Linked DNA regions of Mus musculus: region 2 is linked to region 1. The links are chromatin loops, found by intact Hi-C in ENCODE. Cell type or tissue: left cerebral cortex. All regions are shown on one strand.

Region 1 (8,000 bases):
TGGAAGCAGGGATTGCATGTGCATATATATGTAAGTGAGCACATGCATTGTGTTGGTGTCAGACAGTGATTTCTGTGGTTGCACTATTTTAAAAGTATACAGGAGCGTTAAGGTCAGAATTTTGAGTGTCACAGCGAGGAGGCTTGGTTGGTGATGCGGGAGAAAGTGAGCACATGTCTGTGCATAGGTGGATGTGAGTGCAAGTGGACATGTATGAATGTTAGAGTTTGTCTAAGTAGTTGTTTAAACATGTCTTATTTTATGTGTATGAGGGAGAGGGATGCATATACATGAAAAGTATGGGCTTGCATCTTAGGTTCTATATGTATATGTGTAATGAATGGAGATTATATCATTCTGATTCTACTAGTGATCACAGTGGTAGTATAGGAGAGAGTGTGTGGGTATATGTGAGTGACCATGGCAGAGAATGTTTGAATGTTTGAGTAGTTTATGATTTAGTCTTTAGTATATGTGAATGTATGAGAGTGAATGTTAGTGTGTGAGCCTATGTCTTATGTGAGCTTGGAGGGTTGGAAGGCAGCACGGGGCAGAGGAAGGTGCTGCTATTGCTGCAGTAGGATCTGGGAAGGTCCCAGCAGAGTCCTGTTGGAACTCAGATATCAGGCTACATGTCCTAGCTTGAGACGGAATAGACATGTCCTGGGAAGCGAGAAGGAACAGAAAACTTCATTCTCACTGGAAATATAGCATGTCTCTCTCATCCCAGCATCAGAGAAGTGAAAGTAGGGATCATGTGCTCTGGCTACCTAAGAAAGAACGGAGTAAAGTCCATTCTCAGTCCTCCAGTGCAGAGCTCGTGAGCGTGGAGTAGACATCTTAGCACACAGATCAAAATGAGATCATAGGGACATTTGAGGCACATGAAGCATATTCTTAATTACTGATGTTAGAATTATAGATTTTATTTCCTTGAAACTGTATAAATAGATTAACTAAATTGATTTCCATTCAGTTCAAAGGTTAAAAATAAATGCTGTGAACTGTTTGTTGAGCTAAGTTAAAAACCTTCCTCTACTGCTCTCACATAGTCCTCTTGGAAATTAGCCAATTGCCCAAAATGAATTAGCAGGTTATGTAAGATGTGAGGGTTGTGCTAATGCTTTATTTCTCGACTTGGCCTGAGCTTGTCTTGTCTCTTCTGGCAGCTCCTCCAGACAGACTGGTGGCCCGGGAGCAGCACCGGAGCTGGTGTACACTGGGCTTCGTCCGCAGCATTGCCCTCACCCCACAGGCCTGTGGTGCTCTCAGCTCCCCAAGGTGGATCACACTGCTCATGAAGGTTGTGGAAGGCCACGCACCGTTCACTGCTGCCTCCCTGCAGAGGCAGGTAATGTGCTGCTGGCAAAGCCCAGCTCATCGCGAGACCGGGCAGTACGGAAGCCCCTGACCTCGTAACCAGGCGTCTTTACTGATGCTGAATGGAGAGTAGCACTGAGTAGTTGTTCTGGCTTCTTAGGTTGCTGAGGTTCTTGGTTACTGCAGTCCTGTAAGTTGCTAGTGAGTTTATTGCCTTATTTGCTCTCTGCCCCATTGGAATAGTAGTGTGGTTGCCAAGAATTAAGTTTAAAGAACAATTTTCACTTAAACAAATTACATTTATTTGAAATTTCCTGCTAATCCTGCCTATTAACCAACTTGATTAATAATGAATCAAGTTGTACATCATTAATTTATTAAAGGAAGTAGAAAGAAGGTAAGAATGTGTAATGTCTTTTAAAATTGTCATTTTGTGTTGTCTCTGATCAGATCTTAGCTGTTCATTTGCTACAAGCAGTTCTTCCATCATGGGACAAGACAGAAAGGGCACGGGACATGAAGTGTCTTGTGGAAAAGCTGTTTGGCTTCTTGGGCAGTTTGCTTACTACTTGTTCTTCTGATGTTCCGTTACTTAGAGGTGAGTGGCTGTGCCTTTACTCATTTCTTCTGTTCAGTGAGCAGTGTGCGTCACAGCTTTTCTCTCTGCTTCAGAATCCACGTTGAGAAAGCGGAGGGCCCGGCCCCAGGCTTCCTTGACTGCCACCCACAGCAGCACGCTGGCTGAAGAAGTGGTGGGGCTGCTCCGCACTCTGCACTCCCTGACCCAGTGGAATGGCCTCATCAACAAATACATTAACTCCCAGCTTTGCTCTGTCACACAAAGCTATGCCGGAAAGACATCAGAAAGGGTGTGTTTCATGTTTTCACATAAGCACGGTGGGACTTTAGCTTTTAAATTATCTTTTAAAACACAAAGTGTTTTTGTTTCACCATTTAAGGGCATTTTAATGGAAATCATTATTGAAGAAGTTTATAATCCAGAAGGCAGTCATGTAAAAAGGTTTGCTTGAGCCTTCAAGCCTGGGACAGTGGAATGAAATACTCTGTCCTAAAATAAATTTATAACTAGTAAGTGAGATAAAGTGACTCGTAAGGCCAGGCAGGCAGTTTGGAGGCCTGTGCGCCTCGTCCTTACTTGCTCTTTCCTTCCCTCCTGCACTAGGCCCAGCTAGAAGATTACTTCCCAGACTCTGAGAACCTTGAAGTGGGAGGCCTCATGGCAGTCCTCGCTGTCATTGGAGGGATTGATGGCCGTCTGCGCCTGGGAGGCCAGGTCATGCATGATGAGTTTGGAGAGGGCACAGTGACTCGCATCACTCCGAAGGGCAGAATCACCGTGCAGTTCTGTGACATGCGGATGTGCCGAGTTTGCCCACTGAATCAGCTCAAACCGGTATATAGCTTGTGCATAGTATTAGGGGTGAAACTGGCTTGTGACATTAGAACTTGGAAGAACCTCTACTTTATGTCGCCTTCTTGGAAGCTATGAGAATCAGGAGAGTTACCTCTTTCCTTCTTGTGCTAGTTTATACACCCAAGAAAGGCCTGACTCATGGGGGCATACAGCCAGGGAACTTTCAACGTCCTAGACATAAAAAGGGATTAACAATCTATAAGGTAATTTGTAGAAGTTTGGCCCTAGTTCTTCCTCCCAGCCTTGTGCTCCCAGAAATAAGACTCAGACTCAAAATACACTTACAAATACCTTAACCGTATCACTTTCTAGTCACATCTTCCAGTTGAATCTACCATCACGCTTTCCTGCCTAAGCCATAGGCTATAGGCTTTTTAATTGACAGGTGATGCATCTATACAATACATAAGCTATTCTCTCTACAGTAACTTTAGCAGTTTAGGAGTTTCTAAAACATTTTTATTGAATAAATTTCTAAAAAATGACTTCTAAAAAAACATTTTTTCTTTAGTTAGAAAAATGTGTTGTAATTATGTTGAATACCATATCTTAACTAGCTGCTGTAGCATAAGCTTATGACTTAGGGACAGTAGAGAAGATTTATATAATTTTGATGTAACCCAAGTGCAATTTAACCAATTTTTAATAAAATAAGTGTTTTGGTTATATTAAAGGAATAAATACATGTAGAAAATTTCGAATTTACAGAAAATTTCTTAGATTATAACAGTCACCCTGATGTATTACTGACAACTGGTTATGAAAACATTAATATAGATTATATCATATATATATACATACATATATATATATACATATATATATATACACACACCTTTATCATTCTGAGGTATCTTTCAGAATTATTCTCAGATGGACATGACTTGGGGTTTGTGTGTTTAAATTTAGGGTTCATGCTCTAATACGTCTCAGACTATACATTAACCTCACCAGCAACTCTGACGGTTTCTGTGCTCTCTCATCAGCTCCCTGCTGTGGCCTTTAGTGTGAACAATTTGCCTTTCACGGAGCCTATGCTTTCTGTCTGGGCTGAGTTGGTGAATCTTGCTGGAAGCAAATTGGAAAAGCACAAAACAAAGAAGTCAGCAAAACCGGCCTTTGCAGGTGAGTATATAGTGCTCCGTGGTGAAGTAGTCAGAACGGGCGTCATTTGCCTTTTACTCAGAGTGCATTCATATGACTGCTGAAACCTTGGAGTTCATGTGGATTCAGTGCTTATCAGTCTATAATATAGGGAATATAAGATACTTCTTAGGTTTTTGTCTTTGACCTTACATTTGGAACCTCAGTGCTTCTGACTGTCAGTGTTTAATTTAATTTAAGCAAACTTTTAGGATACTGCGTTCACTTTCTGTCTATCTCTGGCTTAGGACACCATGGGTGTCAGCCCTTTGTCTTTGGATTCTCTTGGCTTTGTTTCTGTGCATGGTGGATAGCTTGCTTAAAGCTTTCTTCCCTTTGGGTCTAGAATACTACCTTTATGACTTTCCTTTTCCTGCCCCTTGGCTAATCTCTGAGATTGTTTCTTTGCTTGCTTTTTATACCATTGAAATAGTTGTGGTTTCACTCATAACCCCCACCTCATTCTGTCTGCTCTTTGATCATACTCCCCCATATTTGTTATTGTTGCTCCAGCTTTTAGGATGGTAAACACCTTTAATTCTGCAGTTCACAACTCTGAATGGCAGGCTCGTGGATATAAACAACTGTTTGTCTCAAATTCAGTCTACTTTCTTGCAGCTGCCACCATTTTTTTCATCATGGTGAACAAACAACTGCCAGATGGGCCAAATTTAGGTGTTTTCATTCTCTCAACCTACACTTACTGTGCTGCCTCCTGGGCCTCCTGCATATCCTGCTGGGGAAAGCTATTCCTCCCCTGCACAGACCATCTCGGGTGGCTTCCTTGGTCTGCTGTCAGACACGTGTGGCATGGCTTCACATCACTGGACCAGAGAGCTCATTCTAGGGAAATGGCTCCAGTTATACTAGATGCATTTGAGAGAATCCCTCATAGGATTATTGTAAGAAAATAAGAAAATGTTTTACTGGTGTCTGGTTAGAGTTTCAGAAATTTGGGAAATATTTAATGATGACACTGTATGTTTATGTGGTTCGCGTTTCCTGCTCAGCTCGTTAGGACGGCTAGCTAGAGCTTTGAAGGAAGAAGCTAGGGATCAGAAGAGTTTACTTCACGACACTAATATGTCACTGATGTGGGTGATCAGTTCACTCCTGAAGGTCATGGCACTGCCTTCATGTTGCAGAGATGACATGGTCGGTGAAGAAGAGCCTGAGCTGGATCTGAGGTTCTTACTGGGTTCCTTTGTTCCGTAGGGCAAGTAGACTTGGACCTGCTGCGGAGCCAGCAGTTAAAGCTGTACATCCTGAAAGCAGGGCGGGCACTGCTTTCCCACCAAGACAAGCTGAGGCAGATACTATCTCAGCCCGCGGTTCAGGGGACTGGAACTCTTCAGACAGGTATATTGTTTTCTTTTTCTTAGAAATGTTTTAAATACATTTGAGAGAAAGGAAGATACTCTAGTAGAAAAAATATACAAGAGATATGAATAATCAGGTCTTAAAAGGAGATTACGGGTGTCTTACACCCACACAAGGCTGTGGGGCCTGACTGCTAGTCACCAACTGTTAATGCAGTTGTCATCTTAAAAGATTTGTGAATCTGCGGGGTGAGGTGGAACTCTCATGCCTAGCTGTGTAAGCTATGGTACAGGAAGCCAGTGCATTATCTAGAGTAGAGATGTTGGTTGTTGAAAAGTAGAGTGTTTAAATTGTGCTTTTAAATTCAGATGATGGAGCAGCTGCATCCCCTGACCTTGGGGATATGTCACCTGAAGGGCCACAGCCTCCCATGATCCTCCTTCAGCAGTTACTGTCCTCAGCCACTCAGCCATCTCCTGTGAAGGCAATATTTGATAAACAGGAACTTGAGGTACACTTGTCTAATCTTGACAGTTTTAATTCAGTGTACTTAGTTGTGAGTGACTAATTGACTAGCAGTTACTGAAGCAGTCAGCAGCGTTATTTGACTATCAATTCTCTTACCTAGCTTTCCTGTCTCTAACACGTTTTATTAGTTCATTTTGAGACTCACTCATGAATCTGGGGCTTCCTGTAATGCAGCTCATAGAAGATGTTGGTCATTCACAATTCCTTATATGGTAGATAGTAGATAGATATTAGATAGAAGACCATCTACAAACCTTCCTTATCTGCCCAGGCTGCTGCTTTGGCTCTCTGTCAGTGTTTGGCTGTGGAATCCACACATCCTTCAAGTCCAGGGTGTGAAGACTGCAGCTCCAGTGAGGCCACAACCCCAGTCTCTGTACAGCACATCCATCTTGCCAGGGCGAAGAAGCGCAGACAGTCCCCAGCCCCTGCTCTGCCTATTGTAGTGCAGCTCATGGAAATGGGATTTCCAAGGAAAAATATAGAGTTTGCTCTGAAGTCGCTCACCGGCACCTCTGGGAATGCATCTGGTTTGCCTGGTATAACTTTTTCTTGTCCATGCTTGCTTGCTTGTGGGTTTGACATTGTGCTATTGGTCTTGATGCCAGCTGAGTGTTTTTGCTCCTAGGTGTGGAAGCCTTGGTTGGGTGGCTGCTAGACCACTCTGATGTCCAGGTTACAGAGTTCTCGGATGCAGAAACACTATCTGACGAGTATTCAGACGAGGAGGTGGTAGAAGATGTGGATGATACCCCTTACCCTGTGGTCAGTAGCTTCCACGTGTCCTGTCTGTCTTATACGATGATTCTTCTATACTACTTCTTCCCATCTCTTAAAAGAACCAGTGAACTTTTCTATGAGATTTACCCACAGTTCTGCCAGACACATAGCAAAGTTACCTGTTTTGCTGCTGAGATAATTAGCTTTTCTCCGTTAAAATTTCTCTCAGTTTTTAAATAAACCATTGTATAGCAATCTAGTGATGTTGGGTAGTTTTTAGAATATACTGAAAACACTGGAAGATTATGCCTCTTGTAGACACAGTTACCTTGGAAGCTGAAAGCAGGAAGATTGCTTGACCCTGGGACTTCAAAGCTGGTCGTAGCAATATAGTTAGATATTGTCTGGTTAAAATACAAATAAACATTCTGGGCCCTCTATAGCAAGAGAATCATGAGTTCAAGGCTGGTCTCCATTATATAGCAGTTTCTGACTAGCCTTGGAAGCATGGAAGTATTACACTCTGTCTTAAAAAATACCTGGCATGGTGTTGCATGACTGTAATACCACTTTGAAGACTGAGGCATAGGATCAAGAGTTGGAGACTAGCCTGGGGTACATAGTGAGAGCCAGTCTAAAGACAACCACCCAAGCAAGCAATAAATCATGTTTTATGTGACATATTGATTTGTGACCTGAGAAAATTGTTTTATAAAATTCTTATTTTAGAGGCTTGGAAATTTTTGGATATTGAGAACTGTTAAAATTCATTTAGTCTAGATAGATTTCTAAGTGCTTAAGAGCACTTGTTCTTGTAGAAACTTGGATTTCATTCTCTGAACCCATATGGTGGCCTACAACTATATATAATTTGATCTGTCCTTGACTTAGTTAAGGTTTTACTGCTGTGAACAGATACCATGACCAAAGCAAATCTTATAAAGGACGACATTAATTAGGGCTGGCTTACAGGTTCAGAAGTTCAGTCCATTATCATCAAGGTGGAAGCATGGCAGCATTCAGGCAGGCATAGTGCAGGAGGAGCTGAGAGTTCTTCATCTGAGGGCTGCTCGTGGAAGACTAACTTCCAGGCAGCTAGGGTGAGGGTCTTAAGCCCATGCCCACAGTGACACACCTACTCCAACAAGGCCACACGTCCATATAGTGCCACTCCCTGGGCCAATAATATACAAACCATCACAGTTCTCTCTGGGCACCAGGCATGCATGTTGTATACATACATACATGTATGTACAACACTATGATATGATAAGGTATAGTATATAAATTTTTTTTTATAAATACTTATTTTGCATACTGTGCCATTGATATTAAGGTAGAAAGATTTTTATAAAGAAAACACAGTATTTCCTACTGCATTTGTTTATACTATAGATTTCGTGAGTTTTTTGTTTGTTTGTTTTTCTTTTCTTTCTTTCTTTCTTTTTTTTTAATAGGGTCTTACTATTTACTATGGCTGGCCTGGAACTATGTAGACCAGAATAGCCTCAAACTGTTACAGAGATCCATCTGT
Region 2 (8,000 bases), 53 kb after region 1:
TAGCAAAAAGCTTGACTTCTAGGATAGCAGTGCTGTGTTCTTCCCTTACTCTGTGTTCCAGTGGGAGTTGAGTTGTGAGTTTGTCCATAGGAGGTGGTCCCCACCATATCACATAGGGACATTTGCAGGACTTCTTCACAGGCCCTAAGGACCTCCTCTCGGATCGCTGTGTCCTCTCATGTCCATCCATGGACCTGGTGACCTGTCTCTTGGACTTCCGACTCAATCTCACCTCCAACAGAAGCATCGTCCCTCGCCTTGCTGCCTCTCTGGCTGCGTGTGCTCAGCTGAGCGCCCTAGGTTAGTGGGATGTCCATGGTCATCGTGTCTGTATACTTAACTTGACAAAGGTAGTCCAGATTCTAAACTTTGCCTGTGTGTTGTTTCAGCTGCCAGCCACAGAATGTGGGCTCTTCAGAGACTGAGGAGACTGCTCACCACAGAATTTGGGCAGTCAATTAACATAAACAGGCTGCTGGGAGAAAATGATGGGGAATCCAGAGCTTTGGTATGAAGCATTAGGGTTTCTAGACCTATGACCCTTTCAGGATAAATGTGCTGCTATAATCATTAAAACCTCTAAACCAGCCTGGAGAATTGGGAATTCTGCCTACCTATCAAGCAGCTTTGTCACATCTAGACCTTTTTCTTTTTTCCTTGCTGCTGAATATGCTAAGTTCAGGCTGGGCTAATTTTTAAAGTCTGTGTATTGACCCCTGTGAATATAGGTCTGTGTTAGATTTTACAAGCCTCATTGGCCATATCCCTTTTATTGTGTTATAATGAGAACATTCCATTCCAGTTTTTTGTAACCACTGGAGATGAGCTGGATTTGTACGCCAGAGAGGGAAGTTCCCTGGGAGGGGCTAACTAAAACTAAGACCAAACATTCTGAAAGTTGATACTTTCTTTGCGCTATAGACACACCCTTTCCCAAGTTGAGAATTTAAATACTCGTTTCCTTTTTTTAGGGGATATAAACTCCTTTACTTATAGCAACAAAAAAACCCTGAGGCTCACTTGCATTCTGGATTTCTGAAATTCAATATTGTTTTGCTGTTTTTAAGAGTTTTACAGGCAGTGCCCTTGCTGCTTTGGTGAAAGGCCTTCCAGAAGCTTTGCAGAGGCAGTTTGAGTATGAAGATCCTATTGTGAGAGGTGGCAAACAGCTGCTCCATAGTCCATTCTTTAAGGTAGTATTTACTTATATTTAAAGTGGTCCTGTCTAGCTCTTTGGGTAGGAGAGCCACTGAGAGCTGTTATGGGAGGTGTTGTGCCATAGACCTATTTGGGAGCAGATCTTAGTGTCACTGAAGGGCTGTATGAAGTATGTCTCAGAAAGTGGTTATGTGATCAAAGCCTTTATTCCAGAGGCATATATATAAAGCATGCTTTGAAATACACAGATGTTCTTAGTTATTGTATGATGTGGATGCCCTAACTGTTGTTGGTCTGAGTCCCTGTGTCTTCTGAAGCTGTTGTCTTCCTAGAAACTCACTCTGAGAAAGTGAGGAGCTTGGGAGCAAGGGTTCTCATAGCTCAGGATGGTAGCCAGTGGCCTTCTCTCAAATATTAGCTTTGTTTCTAAGACTCCCCATGTTTCCAATTTTTTGCTGACTGCAGGTGCTAGTAGCTCTTGCTTGTGACCTGGAATTAGACACACTCCCTTGCTGCGCAGAGACCCATAAATGGGCTTGGTTCCGAAGATACTGCATGGCCTCCCGAGTTGCTGTGGCCCTGGACAAAAGAACACCATTGCCTCGTCTGTTTCTTGATGAGGTAATGTGTGTGTATGTGTGTGTTAATTAACTAATTTTTGGAATTCCTTTTGAGCTGTATGATGAAAAAGATGCCAATGTATAAAGACAAAGTTTTGCTAAGCAATACCTACCATAAAGAAGCTTATAGATAAAAACAGGTACTATAACATGTAAATTTCAATTAACATTAATTTTCAGCAAAGTAACCAAGATATAGTGATATGGTATAGACTTTTCTTTTTTTACCATCTAAAAGTTGACATGATAAAACTGATTTTTTTTGTACTAAGTATAAAATCATGTTGATGTTGGTGTAACTTCATATTACCATTTAAAGATTCCCCTGTCTTCTTACTGTAACTGATTTTCTTCTTTTGCAAGGACAAAGAGTAAGTCAGGTCTCACACTGTATCTTGGGCTGATCTGTAGCCCAGGCTGTCCTTGCTAGGATTGCAAGTGTGGATCACCACATCCAACTTATTTGTTTGACTCATTATTTCATAATAATGTTCCATAGGTTGCTAAGAAGATTCGTGAATTAATGGCAGACAGTGAAAGTATGGATGTTCTCCATGAAAGCCACAGCATCTTTAAAAGAGAGCAAGATGAGCAACTTGTGCAGTGGATGAACAGGTATTATTTCGGAACTAAGAGACAGTGCTGTACATAAGTGATTTTACACAAAGTTCTTTACATCAAATCTTCTTTTAATGTTTGCTATAGGCGACCAGATGACTGGACTCTTTCTGCTGGTGGTAGTGGAACCATTTATGGGTGGGGGCATAATCATAGGGGACAGCTTGGAGGAATTGAAGGTGCAAAAGTAAAAGTTCCCACTCCATGTGAAGCACTTGCGACTCTCAGACCTGTGCAGTTAATTGGAGGAGAGCAGACACTATTTGCTGTGACAGCTGATGGGAAGGTAAGGGTACAGTGTGTGTGTGTGTGTGTGTGTGTGTGTGTGTGTGTGTGTGTGTGTGTGTGTGTGTGTGACAGAGAGACAGAGAGAGACAGAGATATGCTTCATTAGGGTTGAAAAAGTTGTGACAAGCTGTTTTTGATTCTTGTATGTGTAAGGACTTTATTAAAGTACTATCTGAAGAATGATTATGGTAGCGCCATTTCTGTATAATATTTAGATATATTTTAACTACTTTTTTTTTATTTTGAAGTACACTACATCCATTAACTGTATTACTTTTAAAAATTAAAACACTGCCTGTCAGTCTTATTTTTTTGTAATGCACCTCATGGATCTCTGCAGATAGCCATAATCTATAATTTTTATTCCTTTTCAATTTGCATGCTTATATTTTTTTTCCTTTTGGATAAGAGGAAGGGAGCTGTATCCTTATAATTGGAAATCAGGGTACAGGACTGGTTGGGAGAAGGGAACACAGTCCTCCAGTTATGTCTTTGTGGTTGTGCCACTGGTAACTCATAGGATTTTCTTCTAAAAGGCCTCACGTCTCAAAAATCTTACTCTCTCTCAGTAGCACTACCCTAGGAACCAAAGTTTTTACACATAGATATTTGGAAAACACTTCTCCAAACCAAAACAGTATATAACATCTTAAAAATTTCCTGTGATTTGGGGCTTTAAGTTAAAATTTTCTCTGTGGTGTAAATGTATTGAATGCTTATTCTTTGCGGTAACTACAGGAATATTTCTGCTTTCTCATCTTAGCTCTATGCTACTGGCTATGGTGCTGGTGGAAGGCTGGGGATTGGAGGGACAGAGTCAGTGTCTACTCCAACGTTACTGGAGTCCATTCAGCATGTGTTCATTAAGAAAGTTGCTGTGAACTCAGGAGGAAAGCATTGCCTTGCTCTCTCTTCAGAAGGCGAAGTTTACTCTTGGGGCGAGGCAGAAGATGGGAAGTTGGGACATGGCAACAGAAGGTATTGTGTGAAAACACCAGTTTCAATGATCTCTTTGGTTTGCTGTAATGCTGAAACACTGTATTGGTCTTTGTAGTTTAGAACATGTGCAATAACCTGCTCAGATCAGGAATGTTCATGACTTGTTTGTCAGAAATTGGTTCACATGTCACTGTATATGGGCTTACCCATAGGACTCCTGTACTAGGAGGGAAACATTAAGTTTTGAGGTTTTTACTTCAGATTTTATGAATACTAAGCATCCTTTTGTTCATCTTGTTCCTGTCCAGTGAATCACATTGGCATTTTGGATATTATTACATGTCCAAAACTATGAGTATAGAACAGATGGGATGAATAATAGAGAAGGTACTATTCTTCAAACAAAAGAATCAGACTCAATTGTTTTTTAAAAAAATGTATTGCACCTACTACCCAAAGTAGAAATGGAAATGTATCTTAGAATTAACTAAAAAACGCCAGACAAAATATACAGCAGCCCAAAAGACACTGAGTATCAGACAGCAATATAGAATTTCCTTAGAAGTAGGAAACAAACACGGCTAGTTCAGAAAGTTTCTCCAGTATATCATCAGACAGTTCCCAAGTCATAGAGTAGGAAGGAGAGACCCTGGCAGTTGGTGACAAAATCCTGTAGTTTAGAGAGGAGAGAACTGGAAATCTAAGGAGGTCAAAAGAGGTAGACTCTGCGGAGCACCACAGAAGAGAGAGCTGTGTGGACAAAGAGACCCCAGAGACCGGAACCCAGTAAGGCAGTCATATATAAAGCCTAAGAAAGCAGCCAGATGATTGAAAGAAACGTTCCTTGGTGCTCACAGCCAGATGATTGAAAGAAACATTCCTTGGTGCTCACAGAGAAGAGAGAGAGAGCTCCCAGAAACCTCATACAGAAAGGAATAACAAAAAACTAGAGAGATGACTTAGATGACCATCTGTAATTCCAGTTCCAGGATGTTATGACCTTTGTGAGTACTGCACACATACTGTCCACTTACATGCAAGCAAAACACTCATACCAATAAATATATACGTGCCCATTAACAGGAGAAACAATGAACCATACACTACTAGTATGATTCCTTTTCCAAAACTTAAAAACTGAAACCATTTTTCTAAATAATAGAGCTCAAAGTTCCATCATTTTGTTAAGTTCCATCATTTTTGTGACTATAAATAAACCCTTATCAAGGTAAACTTTATAATGAATCTGTAGCCACTCAAAAATTGCACGTATGCAGAAAAACAAGAGATACACCTATATGAGGAGAAAAGCTAGTCAGTCAAAACTGGTTCAGAAATGACACAGTGATAGAATGTTATTTTAACCACATACCATGTTGTTAATAAACAAGTGAAAGCTTGAGCATGTTAAATAGAGCCTAAAAATTATTTAAATCAAAATTTTAAAGATGAAGAATATGTTCACAGAAAGGAAAAATGAATTTTATGGAATTAATGCCTGAATAGATGTTGTAGAAAAAAAGACCAGAGAAGTGGAAGACATAACCATAGAAAATATCCAGAGTGAAAAGGCCAAGGGAAAAAAGGAATATACAGCTGACAGAGCACTAGTGAACTATGGGACAATCCCATATTTAAGGTATTCATAGTTAGAACATTTAAAGGAGGAAAAGGAGAGATTTTAAAAATACCTGAAACTCCAAACTGACAGCTATAAGCTCATAGGTGCAGTAACTTAAAGAATCCCAAGCAAAAGAGACACGAGGAGGAATATAAAGATAGCACCAAAGTAGACTGACAGGAGGATTTCGAAAGGAGTCGGAGCGGGTCACATTAAAGGCATACTTAAAGGAGTAAGAAACTATAATAAAGTAATGCAGTAGGTATGACATCAGAAAACGTAGTCATCTAGAAAACAAACAGCAAGGTGAGATCTTACACCTAGTATGTTTATATCAGTGTAATGATTTAGCACTCAGAAGTCAGACTCTGGTCTGGGGAGATGGCTTCGTCTGTTTTGTCTTGGGGGCCTGAGCTTGACTCCCTGATCCCGTAATTAAAAAAAAAAAAAAAAAAAAAAAAAAGAAAGGCATGGTGGCATACAAGGAGGCAGAGACAGTCAGAACCCTAAGGCGCTCAGTGGCCCAGTCAGCCCAGCAAACTGGACAAGTTTCAAGTCAGTGAGAGATGCTGTCTCACAAAAAGGTGATGTCCTCTGAGGATCAACACCTAAGATTGTCCTTTGGTCTCCATACGCACACATGTGCATGATCACTGTACACACTCAAAATAAACCAAAGTAAAAAAAAAATGAGTACTATGCTAATACTAGTCTCAAACAAACAAACCCACAATATTTATGTTAATATTGTATACAATATTGTTCACAGAAAAGAATATTGACAGGGACTAAAGTGTTTTCTTCATAATGAAGTACTTCTTCAGGTCATCAAGAACACAGAGCAAGTAGTAAGCTTAGTACTCACTGATGAAAAAATAATATGCTCCAACTATGGAGCTAGAGGGATGGCTCAGCCGTTAAAATCACTGGCTGCTCTTGCAGAGATCAAAGCCAGGTTTAATCCCTAGCATTCGCATAGTGCCTCACAACCATTGTAGTTCCAGTTCCAGGGAATCCAACACTGGCCTCTGAGGGCCTTTCACAGGCACACTTGTAAGAACTGCTATAGCTGCAAGGGTAAATGAGACAAATCCCCATGGCCATGGTTTTCAATATCTTCCTTTAGTAATAGATAAAAAAGTATGAAATACTTTAAAAATTGGGTAACTACAAACGACCTAATTAATATTTTGAGAATACTGTGACAAACAAAATACTAATCCTTTCATGTGTACATGGAACACCTACAAATGTAAATGTAGACTATGCAAAATAGCAGATTTTACATAACAAAAGGATTTAAGCTCATACAAAGCTTATTCTCTTGTCTACAAGGAAATTAAATTGGAAATCAATAGCAAATCTGAAAATCATCCCCTAATACTTGGAAAGCAAGTAATACATTTCTATACTCAATCTTAGCCAAGAGGTAGAAAAGCAATTAAAACATCAGAAAAACTGATAGATCAAAGAATGAGTGAAAAATCAAATGCTAAATAATTTTAAACAGAACAAACGTGAAATTGATTTACTAACATGTGTGAGATCTAGCAAAAGCAGTACTTTGAAGGAAACTTACAATGTGAAGAGTGTCTTTTAAAGACAGTAGCAACACTGGTACAAAACCATAACTTCAGGATGTATACACCATCATATAGGAATTCCTGTTGGAGGAAGGACAGACTACTCAACAGAAAAAAGGGTCAGAATCCTTAATACAAAAAGCCAGAAAGAAGAAAGTAGGAAAATAGAGAGGAAGACTGGTTCTTGGAGGTAAACACAGTTAGCAAAACTTCTATCAAGACTGATGGTGAAGAGATTTCAGGTCACAGGAATTTTGGAGATGAAGTATTTTCGTGCATATTGGCAGGTATCAAAAGATCACAAAGTAAAGCTGGGGATGTAGCTTAGTGGTTAAGACCATCTTCCCAGCTTACTTACCTCAGGCCTGGTGGTCTCTAGGACCACCAAAATAAAATAGATCTTTAAAATTAAAACAACAAAACATCTGCCACAGAAAAGAGAAAACAAAAAACCTAGAAGTAGCAACCAAGTGTGATTGCGTTTTTCTGTAATAAGGTACTTGGCTGAGACAGGATAGAGGTCCCATGATTAGCCAGGCTGCCCTGTGGGTTACATAGTGAACTCTGGGCACTTGAGGACTGCATGCTGGGCCCTGTTTCAATCAGCAGAAATCACAGTTTAATAAACAGCTTTAAAGCAACAAAGATGACTTTTTAGAAGAATTGGACAAACTCAAAAACAAAAACCCAACAATCCACAGACTCAAAAACTAATTTTTTGAAAATACATTTCACAAACCAAATGGCTGGTGATTTGTGATGTAATGTAACCTAATTTTTTCAAAACCTTCAAGAGAAAGGAGAAGTCTCCATGATACCTTTTTGTTTTGGGAGACAGGATTTTGCTATTTAAAATTACTTGGGCTGGCCTCAAACCTATAATCTTCCTGCCCAGCCTCCTGACATTGCAGGTGTGTATCACTAAACCCATTTTGGATTTTTTTGTTTGTTTGTTTGTTCTTTTTGTTTGGAGGCCTTAAGGATGTTGAGCAAATTTTCAACCACCAAGCTAGCCTTATACCCCAACTCATTATTTTTTTTAAAGACTTTACCTTTATCAAAACAAGACTCAGAAAATAATTCTTAAAATCTTAAGAAATCAAATCCAATAGTATACAAAAGAATAATACTATATGATCAAATGGCATTTATGCCAGAATTCTTAATATTGGG

What was found. Peaks named below come from ENCODE experiments on the same cell type or tissue, not always from the same donor. Only the 100,000 strongest peaks of a DNase experiment are listed, where the experiment ranks them.
Region 2: a loop joins it to region 1, with 2.3 times the contacts of the local background. A loop is called at or near these places in 4 of 42 quality-filtered maps.

Annotation. Positions count from the first base shown.
Region 1 is chr7:56,151,274-56,159,273 of GRCm38, forward strand. Herc2 (HECT and RLD domain containing E3 ubiquitin protein ligase 2) reads left to right here. Exons shown (of 93, transcript NM_010418.2): 39 at 1,170-1,351; 40 at 1,771-1,918; 41 at 1,993-2,189; 42 at 2,504-2,734; 43 at 3,742-3,880; 44 at 5,114-5,257; 45 at 5,587-5,729; 46 at 6,018-6,285; 47 at 6,375-6,511. Among named protein-coding and RNA genes, the nearest start is that of Oca2, 84 kb to the right of the region's middle. In left cerebral cortex, no CTCF peak of the experiment used is centred here; DNase peaks (open chromatin) are centred at 4,606 and 5,433.
Region 2 is chr7:56,204,245-56,212,244 of GRCm38, forward strand. Herc2 (HECT and RLD domain containing E3 ubiquitin protein ligase 2) reads left to right here. Exons shown (of 93, transcript NM_010418.2): 73 at 142-300; 74 at 390-508; 75 at 1,068-1,193; 76 at 1,624-1,779; 77 at 2,278-2,393; 78 at 2,484-2,682; 79 at 3,448-3,662. Among named protein-coding and RNA genes, the nearest start is that of Oca2, 32 kb to the right of the region's middle. In left cerebral cortex, no CTCF peak of the experiment used is centred here; no DNase peak of the experiment used is centred here.